3 separate regions of the Homo sapiens genome follow, and regions 1 and 3 are each linked to region 2. Evidence: chromatin contacts called from ENCODE Hi-C data. All regions are on one chromosome and are shown on one strand. Each heading gives the region's core, a stretch centred on a gene start or an enhancer-like site at or near the end of the contact. The rest is flanking DNA. Distances are from core to core; before and after follow the strand shown.

Evidence for each region. Hi-C counts contacts between places; a loop is a spot of excess contacts on that map. Pooled maps may share reads with other maps.
Region 1: a loop to region 2 is called in a map of CD8-positive, alpha-beta T cell, with 11 times the contacts of the local background. The contact joins the promoter of COG6 here to the promoter of AKAP11 in region 2. A Hi-C loop is called at or near these places in 4 of 168 maps with a recorded cell type or tissue (CD4-positive, alpha-beta T cell, CD8-positive, alpha-beta T cell and naive thymus-derived CD4-positive, alpha-beta T cell) and 6 of 50 pooled maps.
Region 3: a loop to region 2 is called in a map of B cell, with 38 times the contacts of the local background. The contact joins the promoter of TSC22D1 here to the promoter of AKAP11 in region 2. A Hi-C loop is called at or near these places in 6 of 168 maps with a recorded cell type or tissue (B cell, CD4-positive, alpha-beta T cell, CD8-positive, alpha-beta T cell and 2 more) and 16 of 50 pooled maps.

What each region holds. Positions count from the first base shown.
Region 1 is chr13:39,654,140-39,658,364 of GRCh38, reverse strand. It overlaps COG6 (component of oligomeric golgi complex 6), which reads right to left and starts at 2,703. Exons shown (of 19, transcript NM_020751.3): 1 at 2,486-2,703. The coding sequence starts at 2,638. RefSeq lists a silencer at 2,390-2,439.
Region 2 is chr13:42,269,774-42,274,023 of GRCh38, reverse strand. AKAP11 (A-kinase anchoring protein 11) reads right to left here and starts at 1,872. Exons shown (of 13, transcript NM_016248.4): 1 at 1,796-1,872. RefSeq lists a silencer at 1,613-1,962 and an enhancer at 2,503-2,682.
Region 3 is chr13:44,573,692-44,577,996 of GRCh38, reverse strand. TSC22D1 (TSC22 domain family member 1) reads left to right here and starts at 1,667. Exons shown (of 3, transcript NM_183422.4): 1 at 1,667-4,305. The coding sequence starts at 1,923. TSC22D1-AS1 (TSC22D1 antisense RNA 1) reads right to left here and starts at 2,101. Exons shown (of 3, transcript NR_038381.1): 1 at 1,727-2,101; 2 at 820-955. RefSeq lists silencers at 1-24, 205-404, 675-914, 925-1,634 and an enhancer at 1,955-2,194.

The DNA.
Region 1 (4,225 bases), core at 1,454-3,953, 2.6 Mb after region 2:
AGACCAGCCTGCATAACATAGTAAGACCCCTATCTCTATAAAAAAATCAAAAAATTAGCCAGGTATGGTGGCATGTGCCTGTAGACCCAGCTACCTGGGAGGCTGTGGCAGGAGGATCGCTTGAGCCAGCAAGATCAAGGCTACAGTAAGGCCATGTTCTCTCCATTGGACTCCAGCCTGGGCGACAGAGTGAGACTTGGTCTCAAAAAAAAAAAAAAGATATTCCAAAAATATTCTTCAAAGTAGAACCTATAAGATATGTTTGTGGATTTGCAGGAGATGTAAAAAAAAAAAAAAAAAAGTGACAAGAATCCAAAATTATTCATATGCTTCTTGCTTGACTGGGTAAATGGTGACGTTCTTTAGTGAGAGCGGAACCAGTTTAGGGAAAAATCAAGAGTTCCGCCCATGTTAAGTTCTATGACGTCAATCAGTATCCAATTGGAGGTATAGTATAGACAACTAATTCTACAAATCTGGAGCTCAGTAGATGTCAGAAACAGAGTTATAAATTTGAGAGTAATCATGCTTTTTGCTACTTAAAACCATGAAAGTACAAGATTTTTCTTACAGAGAAAACATGAATGGAAGAGAGAGCAGAGAACCAAGCCCAGGACATCCCCATTGTACACTAAATTCTGCAGATATACATTTCTACACCTCCACTACTGTATATTCTAGTAGGCTTACCCTTTCATGTTTCTATTTGTTATTTTGAAATATTGGCTGGATTGACAAAAACAGTAAAACTATTTATATAAATTCAATTTAATATTTCAGAGGAAGCAAAAATATGTTTACAACTATAAATACTTACTGTACAGAAAAAAAAAACCCATGAAGTGAAGCAGTTTCTTTAGACTATAGCCTTGAAATGTCCTAAGGTCTGGTTCAAAGAAGTAATCAGTAATGTTGAACGAATGAAATCACAGACTCAGATGCAAATTACAGTTCCACCAGTTACTAGTTATATGACAACCTAGCTGCACTCTCTCCATGCTTTATTTTCCTCATGGTAAAAAGAAGGTTATGTGGCCGGGCGCAGTGGTTCACGCCTTGTAATCCCAGCACTTTGGGAGGCTGAGGCGGGCAGATCACCTGAGGTCAGGAGTTCAAGACCAGCCTGACCAACATGGAGAAACCCCGTCTCTAATAAAAATACAAAATTAGCCAGGCGTGGTGGCACATGCCTGTAATCCCAGCTACTTGGGAGGCTGAGGCAGGAGAATCGCTTGAACCCGGGAGGCAGAGGTTGCAGTGAGCCGAGACTGCGCCCATTGCACTCCAGCTTGGGCAAAAAGAGCAAAACTCTGTCCAAAAAAGAAGGCCATGTTATCTATATCAGAGCAAGTAGCAGTCTTAAATGATATAATAAATATCAATATGAGACACATTAAACACTTCATAAATTTTATGATAAAATTAATATTTGTTAAGAAAGAGTAAGTGCCAGGCTCTTTGCAAAGGACTTTACCTGGAGTCTCTCACTGAGTCCTCAAATAACAACCATGAGAAACTTAACAGCAGGATTCCTAATTCCTAAACAGAAGCTGAGATTAGTGAAGGGACTTACTCAAATCATGATGCACACATTTAGTGGTTCTATCTAATAAGTGGTAGTCTCCAGAGCCCTAATTTCTTATTCATTACATTGCAATGTTATTTTTTTACATATCGGAATCAAATTGTTATCGACAGCTTATTTTCAGTTACCTACATATTCACCTATAAAACTCTCTAACTTTGACATATGTTCTTCTTTATGTTACACTGTCATGACCAATTTACCTAGCGACCCACAGAGACAGAAGAGATGGCTGGGTATGTGAGGAGCTGTAAAGTCCAACTTAAGTTTCAGGAGGTACTTGTGAGAGCATGCTGTCAGTTTATCTTCTAAAGAAATACAGCCTGAGCCCACAAATCATAGCGCTTGGCTCAACAAAAACTAGTAGATATGAGTTCATTTCAGCCACGGGCAAAGGTAGTTCTTTCGCGCTGCAAATTATTGCAATTGTTGTCACTTGTCCGTGGAAATGCACCCTTATCCCTACCACTGCTCTCTTGGTCTCCCGACCCCCATTTGCGCTACCTTATCTTGGAATCTGCTCTTTTGCATCTGTTTCATATCCAGTCTTGTGCTCTCCTCCACTCTCCCAGCTCACACAGCCAAACGCCTCCAGGGGTGTTTGGAGGACACTTCTCGAGGCACCACCGTTCACCAATCCCATCCAGAGAGCCTTGAAGGCACCTTTTCAGGTGGAGAGAACACCCAGGAAACCCCTTCGCTTTTCCGGAGGTTGCTGGGGCTCCCCCTTCTCACCGCCCCCGGCGCCCGCAGAGCAGCGGAGCCCGCAGGTCTGGGGTCACTCGCGGTCCCTCTGCTGCCGGGACGAGGGAGACCGCGGTGGGTCCCTGACAGACGCCGCCCCTGGCCCGGCTCAGCCCCGCAGGAACCTGTGACTCCGGCCCCGCCAGCCCCGGTTACCTTGTCGTTGTCCAGCCGCGTCTCCAGGATCTTATGCAGCTTGCGCGACAGCGGGTTGCAGGTCGTCGCCGAGGTCCCGCCTGCCCCATTGTTGAGGCCGTTGGCAGCCCCGGTCGCAGACACTGCGACCACTTCCCCGCTGCCCTCTGCCATAGCGCTGCGCGTCCCGCCCCCTGCTGCCACCTCAGCCAGGCAGGGACCACGGAGGCAGCGCGAGTATTGCGCATGTGCAAATCGGCCGCGCATGCGCATCGGCCCCGGAAGTCTTCGCCGGGTAACCCTGCTTGGGCTCTCAGAAGCGTGAGGGGCGGAGAAGATGTGGGGGGCGGGACAAGACCCTCAGGTAGAAGGAGAAAATTTATAGGATTAGAGAGGACTTTGGAATTATGGATCTGCGACCTTCAGAGCTAATTAGATGACAACCAAATGTAGTATGTAAAATACACCATGACTTGTGCCTGGCATATACATTCAATATAAGTTAACTGAAAGTTTAAATTACATTTGCCTTATCTGAATTCATTTTTTTGAAAATTATTTATTGAAGGCATAGTATGTGCCAGGTACTCTGGTAGGCATTGGAGAATCTACATTGTGTGTCTGAAACAGACAAAGCTGTTAATAGATGTTATTAGGTTGTGATGAGTGCTCAGGGGATGAAGTAGTACAGTGAAAGAAAATGGAGGGAAAGGCCCACTTCACTCAGGGAGGTTTGGAGAGGAGTTGACACTTAAACTGAGATTTGAAGGAGAATCAGAATGTGAGGAGAAATCATTCCCAGGCAGAAGAAAGTGTGTAAGTGTACAGGCCTCAAAACAAGATGAACTTGGCCCTGACACAAATGGACCAGAGCCCATGTAGCTGTAAAGTAATGGATAAAAATGTAACAAGTTGAAAAAACTTCCCGGGAAACTCTGGAAAACAAACATCATTGCTTTTTTTCTTTCTTTTCTCAGTTTTTAAAATTTGGATCAAAATAAAATCGCTGGGCTTCTGTGAATTATTTGTCAGAAACACTATTTGGCTCTTGTCATAAATTTTCCTTGTTTCATATATGTCTATGTACATAGTTATATTGTATATCAGACTTAAGGGAAAATTACCTATTACAGAGGTCACATAAAGAAAGCACTGACAAAACCACTCATCTCTACTCTAATGAAGAAGAGAAGGCCCAACTATCCAAAAGAAAAAAATATACAAAAAGCAGCAATATCTAGGTATGAATTCAACAAAAAATACAGAGAACCTAGATGAAGAAAACTTTAAAATGCTACTGGGAGAACATAAAACTTAAATCAATGAAAAAATATATTGTTCTCTTCAACAGGAAGACTCAATATTGTAAGATGTCTTTTCTCTTTCACAGATAAATTTAAGTTCAGTGTAACCAAAATTAAAATATCAAAGGTTTACCTAAGGTGTATATATCCAAATGAATTTGCATATATACAAAGCAATAATATAATGTAGAGCTTGCAAATATGTACAATTAAAAGGAATGACGATGATAACATGCCAAGTCAGGAGCGGTCATGAAATACCACATATTGTATGACCTCTTTATGTGAAATCTCCCAAATAGGTAAATCAATAGAGATAGAAAGTAGATGAGTGGTTCTGGGAAGAGGAGTGTTGGGAAGAGGGAATGGGGAGTGTCAGTTCATGGTACAGGTTAATTTTTGGGGAGATGAAAATACTCTAAAGCTAAATTGTGGTGATGGTTGCACAACTCTGTAA
Region 2 (4,250 bases), core at 623-3,122:
AGTTTGCTAAGATGGAGTAAGAAGGAATTTTTTCTAATCAACACTGGTCTCCTCTGCCCATTCACAAAGAGATATTTTCTAAGTCTTTCACATTTTTGTCACGTATAGACAGAATTCCTCTACCTATTTACAACTGGCATTTTCTCTTAAAACGGCCTTTAATATATTGTCCAAATTGGTTTGAGTTCCTTTTCCAGACAGTAAGTTCCTAAAATTAAAAAATAAAAAAATTAAAAGTACCGTATTTTTTCCAGCCTCTAAAGGCAAAAGAGGACTTCTTCAGCTTCTAGACTTATCCCTGGAGTTCAGGGGGCTAGAGAAGGCTAGAGAATTTCTCACTATGGTTCCATGTCTTAGGCAACTTCCCATATCCTCAACAACTGCAAAATATCACTGGCCTAGGAGTCCACTGCTAGGCCCTTATCAATATTGTCGATACTGCAGTTATGTGGGTACATACATTAGTCTCTAGCTCAGCTTGGGAACCCACTTCTTCCCTGATTTCCTTACATTCTTTGACCTTTCATAAATTACTGTTACAGCTACAATAGTGACATTCACTGTCCACCCCTGGGTCAGTTTTGTCAGGAGGAACAACGACAAGAAAAAATGAATAATCAGGGTACCGTTTGAAAAAGTAAATGTGTTTTTCAAAAAAAAAAAAAATCATTCAATTGCACTATTTTAACTGACACCAATCATGCCAGGCACTGGGCTGCCATCCTAAAATGATGACATTAAAAAAAATATATCTGTGCATTACTGATACCCCATTTTTTCTTAGTACTCCATATTTTGAGTATTTTCAGACATAACAAAATAACAATCGACATGACATTTCTAAAACAGTGGGAAGCAGCTAAGCAAAACGAGCATTTTGCAAGCGATTGAAAAGCTGAAAAGAGAACAGGAATTAACTCCAGTTTGTACTAAAGCTATTAGGTATGTATCTCAGCAGTCTTTCTCACCATGAAACTCCTTAACATCTAAAGCTAAACCACATCCAACTTTATATGGTTTTAGAAGACAGACAAAGCAGAGAAAAAAAATGAAAGCTGGTAATATGGGGAAGAGAAAAAATGTTAGCTTTTACTGTCATTGTCACTTTTTAATACTTCGGTTACATCTACATATTTTTTATAAAGCAGCTTAGATGCCTGGATTAACAGCAGTATACTCAATCCATTCGGGGTACTTTATGGCCAGCCTTAAGCCATTAACAGCCTAGGAGAGTATTTGACAGCAAATCCAAATATCAATACTCTGAGGAGCCCCTTGACGCCTTCCGTTTACAAGATCTGAGCAGCGCCTGCTTCCAAGGCTCCGGGGGTCTGACAGTGAAGGATGCTGTTCGGGAACAAAGTGCAACGTCCTCCCAACCGCTGCAAATGTTCCTGTGCGCACACCACGAACACACACTAAGCACGCGCACCACGCACCCGGGGGGCCGTCTCTGAAGACCACCCCGGGGATGGAAACAGCCTGTCATTAAAAGGGGCGGCAGCTCCACCGCCACACTTGGGACCCCAGGAAGACGCGTCTCGAGACCCAGCACCTCCCTCTACTCTGGGCCCGGTGCGGTGAGTTTCCTCCTTCGGCCGCGCTCCTCCCGCCCTCCTCCCTCCGCCATGCGAAGGCGCAGCTCTCGGGCGGCCCCGAAGCCAGAAGGGGGACCAGCGGCAGGCGGAGGGGCTGGAGCGCCGGAGCCGGGCCGCTCCATCCATGCCGGCCGCACACCCGCCGCCACCCCATCTAAACGCAGCCTCCGCGGCGAGCACGTCGGCGCCCGGCTCACCTGGGGGCCGCAGCCTCCGCAGCTCACAGACATGTCACCGGCCTCAACGACCCGTGAGCGAGCCGGGCAAGCAAGCTGGCCCCCTCCCGCGCTGACCCCCAGCCCTCCCCCTCCCAGCCCCGCGGCCCGCCCCCGCCCTGCCCACCCCTCGGCTTCCGCCGCCGCCGCCGCCGCCGCAGCTCCGGCCCGCAACACCGCCTACTCTCCACGCCTCCCACTCTCTCTCGCGAGAGGGCAGCGCGCCTCTCGCGAGAAAAATTCCGCGGCCGAGCCCGCGCAAAAGTGGGTGGGCGTTTAAAAAGGGAAAGAAGGAACAGGAAAAAAAGCCTTCCCACGTGCTCCAGTGCAGCCCGCGGAGCAGCCCGCGGGGCAGCCCCGCTGGTCACATGACTTAAAGGGGGCCTCTCCATTGGCCGGGACCCACTCAGCCTTGGGAGCTTTAAATTCGAGGGCGACCTACGAACCTGCGGCGGACGTCTTGCGCGCTTCCTGGTCCGTTGCCTTGGAAACGGCTTAACCCTTCCCTCTGGCAAGTCCCCAGGCCTTGGCTTGCTCCGCAGATTTGGTTTCAGGCTCTGCCTCTTTTCCCTCGACCCCTTAGTCTTAACAGCCTGGGGCCAGCTGGGCTCCTTCTTCGCCACAAGGCTAGTTTTGCTTTCTTCCGAAGCCCGGGGCCCTTCCCAAAGTGGCAGCCCCACCAGATCCGAAGGCCCAAGGAAGGCTCATCCTTTCTGATGGCTCCGCCCCTTCTCCCAGCATCTCCGGGGAGGACCACTCACAGCGCACCGGGCAACCAGCCCTATCCCAGCCAAGAAGTAGCTTCCAGGGTTCTCAGGGCCCTAGTGCTCACCCTGATGTCTTTACGTGGTATGGAAATCGGAAAGTAAAGCTTTGGTCACTGGGAAGCCTAGCCAGAGATGAAAAGCTGTTATGGTGATTATTTTCACCTAAAATCGGAAGGGCCAGTCCAGTCAAATTGCCCTGTCTCCTAAAGGGCATCTGTTCCTCAAGAGTGGAAACACCTGGCAATAAGAAAGACATTTTTGAGTGTATCCTCGTTATGAGTTAAGTTTTGCCCTGTTCAGAGGAGAGGGTCACGGAAGAAAGGGTGCATTCGTTTGTTCATTTCTTCATTCAACAAACACTACTCTAGGCTGTTGATTGAACAATGATGAAGACAAGTAGTGTAGATTCTAGGGAACTTATCTGAGGGTGAAAAGAAAAAAAATCTGTTGGTTTTAAGCTGTATGCAAAGAAGTTACAATAAGTGACGTGATGGTGATGGTGACTGAGTGGCTAGTAAAGGGGATGCCCTTTTAAGGAGGAGATATTTTAGCAGCGATTTGAATAACAGACGCAAAAATCAGAGCATAGAGCATTCCAGGAAAAGGATAACACTAATTCAAAGGCCCTAAGTAAGGATCTATTCTAGTGCATTTGAGGGAAGAAGAAATGAGAAAGTAAACTTTCTTGAGCCTGGAGATGGAAACTGTAAGAGTTAAAGAAAGAAACACAAAAAGCAGCTTAACAGAGACAGGTTTATTTTGGAGAATAAACCTGAGAGGGGCTTCTGGCCGATTTCGGTCAGGAGTGTTCTCTCTTACAGACTAAAGGTATTTAGTGGTTTAGGGAGGGAGAGCATATTGTAGACTTGGAATGTTTCTGGGTGGAGGAGAGTTTTATTGTCAGGGGTGTAATGTCTCTGGTTGGAGGGGAGGCATATTTCTGATCAGAGTGGGGTTTATCTCAGGGTTGGAAAGTTTCTGGTCAGAAGTGTTATTTGTGGTTTATGGTCATGCTGACATTAGCCATTAGGCTGATGTTTCTGGGGCTGGATTTAGGCGGTTTTTAATCAAGGGGAACTTAAAATGGCGGTGCTTGTCCAAGATGGTGATGCTCTTGCTCTGTCAGAAACTAGCATGGGCCAGATCCTGTAAGGCTTTGTTAGCCAAGAAAGGAATTGAAAGTTTATTCTAAACGCAATATAAGGTATTACAGAGTTTTTAATAGGGGAGAGACACCCAGAGTTTACTTTTTTTTAAAAAAAAAAAGTCTCGTCTTTGAAAAGAATGGGTCTTAAAGAGGCCAAAGCAGAAGTAAGGGAGATTAGGAGATTTATAGGCCAGGTGAGAGACAGTCATGAAATTTAATTTAATTTCCTATGATCTCAACATTTCTAAAATCCATTAGGTCAGAGTCCTCATGCTGTTTCTGCCTTTGTTGAAACATGTGGATTTCTCCTAATTACTAGGAAAAATAAAATGGAGGATTTTCTTTTGTTACCTGGGGGAAAACAAATGGCTGAAAAGGAAGGGCCCATCTTTAATTTTTTTCCCTCCATTATGCTACACTGACAACCACCTCTTCTGTCTATTCTTAAAGTCAATTCTGGGAACAGAAAATGAAATTCTACGCAGATACTTATTCTTTAGTGTAAGATTTGAAAAGATAGAGG
Region 3 (4,305 bases), core at 418-2,917, 2.3 Mb before region 2:
CGAGCCCAGGTGCGGCGAGGGGGAGGAGGTTTCCGCCACGCGCCAGGGAAGAAAGCCTGACTCATGTCGTGGCAGCGGCAGCAGCCGCGGCGGCGGGCTCCTGGGAACTGAAACTCGTGATGCTGTTGCTGCGGAGAAAAGCCTCATTACCCATTCCGCAGGCGGGGGACACCACCCAAGGCGCGCACACCAAGCGCCGGCGCTCCCGCCGCCTCCGCCGGCCCTTCCGCGCCGCGCCCCCTCCTCTGCCGCGTGCCCGCGCGCGCCGGCCGCGAGTGTGAAAAGAGCGGACACACCTAACCTGGGCGCGCGGCAGGCGCGCACCCTGCCCGCCCCCACCGGGCCGAATCACGCAGTCCGACCCGGATTCGCTCCTTCGGCCGGAATTCCCCACCCCCACTATCCCCTCCGGCTCCACCACTCCCGGCTTCGGCGCCTCTGCCAGCCTTCGGTAATTTCCGTCGGGAGACCTGGCGCTCGCCTAGGCCCGAAGACCCGCCGCCTCCTGCCCCGCCAGACCCGGCTTTATGTCTGCGGCGCCGAGGCGCATGCGCAGACGCCATCTTCCCTCCTCCTCCTCCGCCTGCCCCCTCCCCCCAGCCACCACCGCCTCCTCTCGCCGGCGGTCGCCCCTCCTCCTCCTGCGCTCCGCGCTGGTCCCTCCCCTCCCGATGCCGCGAGAGACTGGGGGATACGGTGGAGCCGGGGGAGCCGAAGAAGAGCACTAGTAACAACCACCACAGCCCCCTCCCCGCCCGACACCCTCCCTCGGCACCCACTCACTCCCCCGCCCCGTTTGCCGACACCGACCAACCCCACCTCGTTCCTTTGAACGGCGTCGGCTGCAGTCGCTGCACCAGCCCGTCTGGCCACCAACGCCGCGGAGAAAGGAGCCGCCGCCGCCTGCGGCCCTCTCCCGCCCGGTCGCGGGAGCAGCGGGGTGAGGAAGAGCCGGCTGCGGAGGAAGAGGATAAGAGAGGGTCGCACCCTCCGCCCTAGCGCACGTCCCGCCGCCCTCCGGAGAGGCTCGGGTGCCGGCCCCTTCCTCCCCGAGGACGTGTGCCGAGTCGAGGCGCCTGCCCTGAGGGAGGAAAATGCTCGGGCTCCATGGCTGCCAGTGATGGAGCGGTCCCTGGGCTCCCGCTGCCACCGCCGCCGCCGCGCCCCGGCCGTGCTCCGCGAGGACCCGGCGTCTCTGCGCGCCCGCCCGCGCCTCGTTGCTGGGCTCACCGTACCGGGCGCCTCGCCGCCGCCCCGCTCGCAGCCGCGTCGCCCCGGCCCCAGCCGCGGCCAGCGTTTCCTCACCGAGCAGCCGCCGCGAGCCCAGGGGGTTTGAAAGGGTCTGCGGGGCGCGGGGGGAGGGCCGAGCGGGGCCGGGAGGGGAGGTTTGAGCGACACTGAGCTCGGGGCTCGCTGGCGGCGGCGGCGGCCCCGGGGGTGGCGAGGGGAAGGCGACATTTGCTTGGCGCTGCCTCCGTGCAGAGCGGCCGGGAGGGCTTTGCAGCGGCCGCCGACGCGGCGGGAGGAGGGGGCTGAGGCGGCTTCGGAGTTGGCCGGAGAAGGTGGGCATTTCTCGCTTTTCCTCCCCTTCCTGCGCTCTCCCCCTCCCTCCTGCCCCGCACCCCACGTGAAGCAGAATATAAAGGGGGGTGTGAGGCTAGAGGGGAAAGTGAATGGCGAAGGACTGAAGGGATCCCCCCTTCGGGTCCCCGGCCGCCCTGTTCACCCTCGTTCATCCTCCTTTCCGAAGCTCGCTCTCGAAGGCAGGAGCGACCGGCGCCTTTGGCTGAGGAGGAGGAGAAGGAGGAATCGCGCCAGGCGGAGCGTCAGGTCCCGTTTTCCTCTCCGGCGTCTCCAATACAAAGATTACGGTGCAGAAGGAAATTGCACTCGTCTCCTCCGCGCCCCCGGTACCCAACACAATGCACCAGCCGCCTGAGTCCACCGCCGCGGCCGCCGCCGCTGCAGACATTAGCGCTAGGAAGATGGCGCACCCGGCAATGTTCCCTCGAAGGGGCAGCGGTAGTGGCAGCGCCTCTGCTCTCAATGCAGCAGGTACCGGCGTCGGTAGTAATGCCACATCTTCCGAGGATTTTCCGCCTCCGTCGCTGCTTCAGCCGCCGCCCCCTGCAGCATCTTCTACGTCGGGACCACAGCCTCCGCCTCCACAAAGCCTGAACCTCCTTTCGCAGGCTCAGCTGCAGGCACAGCCTCTTGCGCCAGGCGGAACTCAAATGAAAAAGAAAAGTGGCTTCCAGATAACTAGCGTTACTCCTGCTCAGATCTCCGCTAGTATCAGCTCTAACAACAGTATAGCAGAGGACACTGAGAGCTATGATGATCTGGATGAATCTCACACGGAAGATCTCTCTTCTTCGGAGATCCTTGATGTGTCACTTTCCAGGGCTACTGACTTAGGGGAGCCCGAACGCAGCTCCTCAGAAGAGACCCTAAATAACTTCCAGGAAGCCGAGACACCTGGGGCAGTCTCTCCCAACCAGCCCCACCTTCCTCAGCCTCATTTGCCTCACCTTCCACAACAGAATGTTGTGATCAATGGGAATGCTCATCCACACCACCTCCATCACCACCATCAGATTCATCATGGGCACCACCTCCAACATGGTCACCACCATCCATCTCATGTTGCTGTGGCCAGTGCATCCATTACTGGTGGGCCACCCTCAAGCCCAGTATCTAGAAAACTCTCTACAACTGGAAGCTCTGACAGTATCACACCAGTTGCACCAACTTCTGCTGTATCATCCAGTGGTTCACCTGCATCTGTAATGACTAATATGCGTGCTCCAAGTACTACAGGTGGAATAGGTATAAATTCTGTTACTGGCACTAGTACAGTAAATAATGTTAACATTACTGCTGTGGGTAGTTTTAATCCTAATGTGACAAGCAGCATGCTTGGTAATGTTAATATAAGTACAAGCAATATTCCTAGTGCTGCTGGTGTGAGTGTTGGGCCTGGAGTTACCAGTGGTGTTAATGTGAATATCTTGAGTGGCATGGGCAATGGTACTATTTCTTCCTCTGCTGCTGTTAGCAGTGTTCCTAATGCAGCTGCAGGGATGACTGGGGGATCGGTTTCAAGTCAGCAGCAACAACCAACAGTTAACACTTCGAGGTTCAGAGTTGTGAAGTTAGATTCTAGTTCTGAGCCCTTTAAAAAAGGTAGATGGACTTGCACTGAGTTCTATGAAAAAGAAAATGCTGTACCTGCTACAGAAGGTGTGCTGATAAATAAAGTGGTGGAGACTGTAAAGCAAAATCCGATAGAAGTGACTTCTGAAAGGGAGAGCACTAGTGGGAGTTCAGTGAGCAGTAGTGTCAGCACACTGAGTCACTATACAGAGAGTGTGGGAAGTGGAGAGATGGGAGCCCCTACTGTGGTGGTGCAGCAGCAGCAGCAGCAACAACAACAACAACAGCAACAACCAGCTCTCCAAGGTGTGACCCTCCAACAGATGGATTTTGGTAGCACTGGTCCACAGAGTATTCCAGCAGTTAGTATACCACAGAGTATTTCTCAGTCACAGATCTCACAAGTACAATTACAGTCTCAAGAACTGAGCTATCAGCAAAAGCAAGGTCTTCAGCCAGTACCTCTGCAAGCCACTATGAGTGCTGCAACTGGTATCCAGCCATCGCCTGTAAATGTGGTTGGTGTAACTTCAGCTTTAGGTCAGCAGCCTTCCATTTCCAGTTTGGCTCAACCCCAGCTACCATATTCTCAGGCGGCTCCTCCAGTGCAAACTCCCCTTCCAGGGGCACCACCACCCCAACAGTTACAGTATGGACAACAGCAACCAATGGTTTCTACACAGATGGCCCCAGGCCATGTCAAATCAGTGACTCAAAATCCTGCTTCAGAGTATGTACAACAGCAGCCAATTCTTCAAACAGCAATGTCCTCCGGACAGCCCAGTTCTGCAGGAGTAGGAGCAGGAACAACAGTGATTCCTGTGGCTCAGCCACAGGGTATCCAGCTGCCAGTGCAGCCCACAGCAGTCCCAGCACAACCTGCAGGGGCATCTGTCCAGCCTGTTGGCCAGGCTCCGGCAGCAGTGTCTGCTGTACCTACTGGCAGTCAGATTGCAAATATTGGTCAGCAAGCAAACATACCTACTGCAGTGCAGCAGCCCTCTACCCAGGTTCCACCTTCAGTTATTCAGCAGGGTGCTCCTCCATCTTCGCAAGTGGTTCCACCTGCTCAAACTGGGATTATTCATCAGGGAGTTCAAACTAGTGCTCCAAGCCTTCCTCAACAATTGGTTATTGCATCCCAAAGTT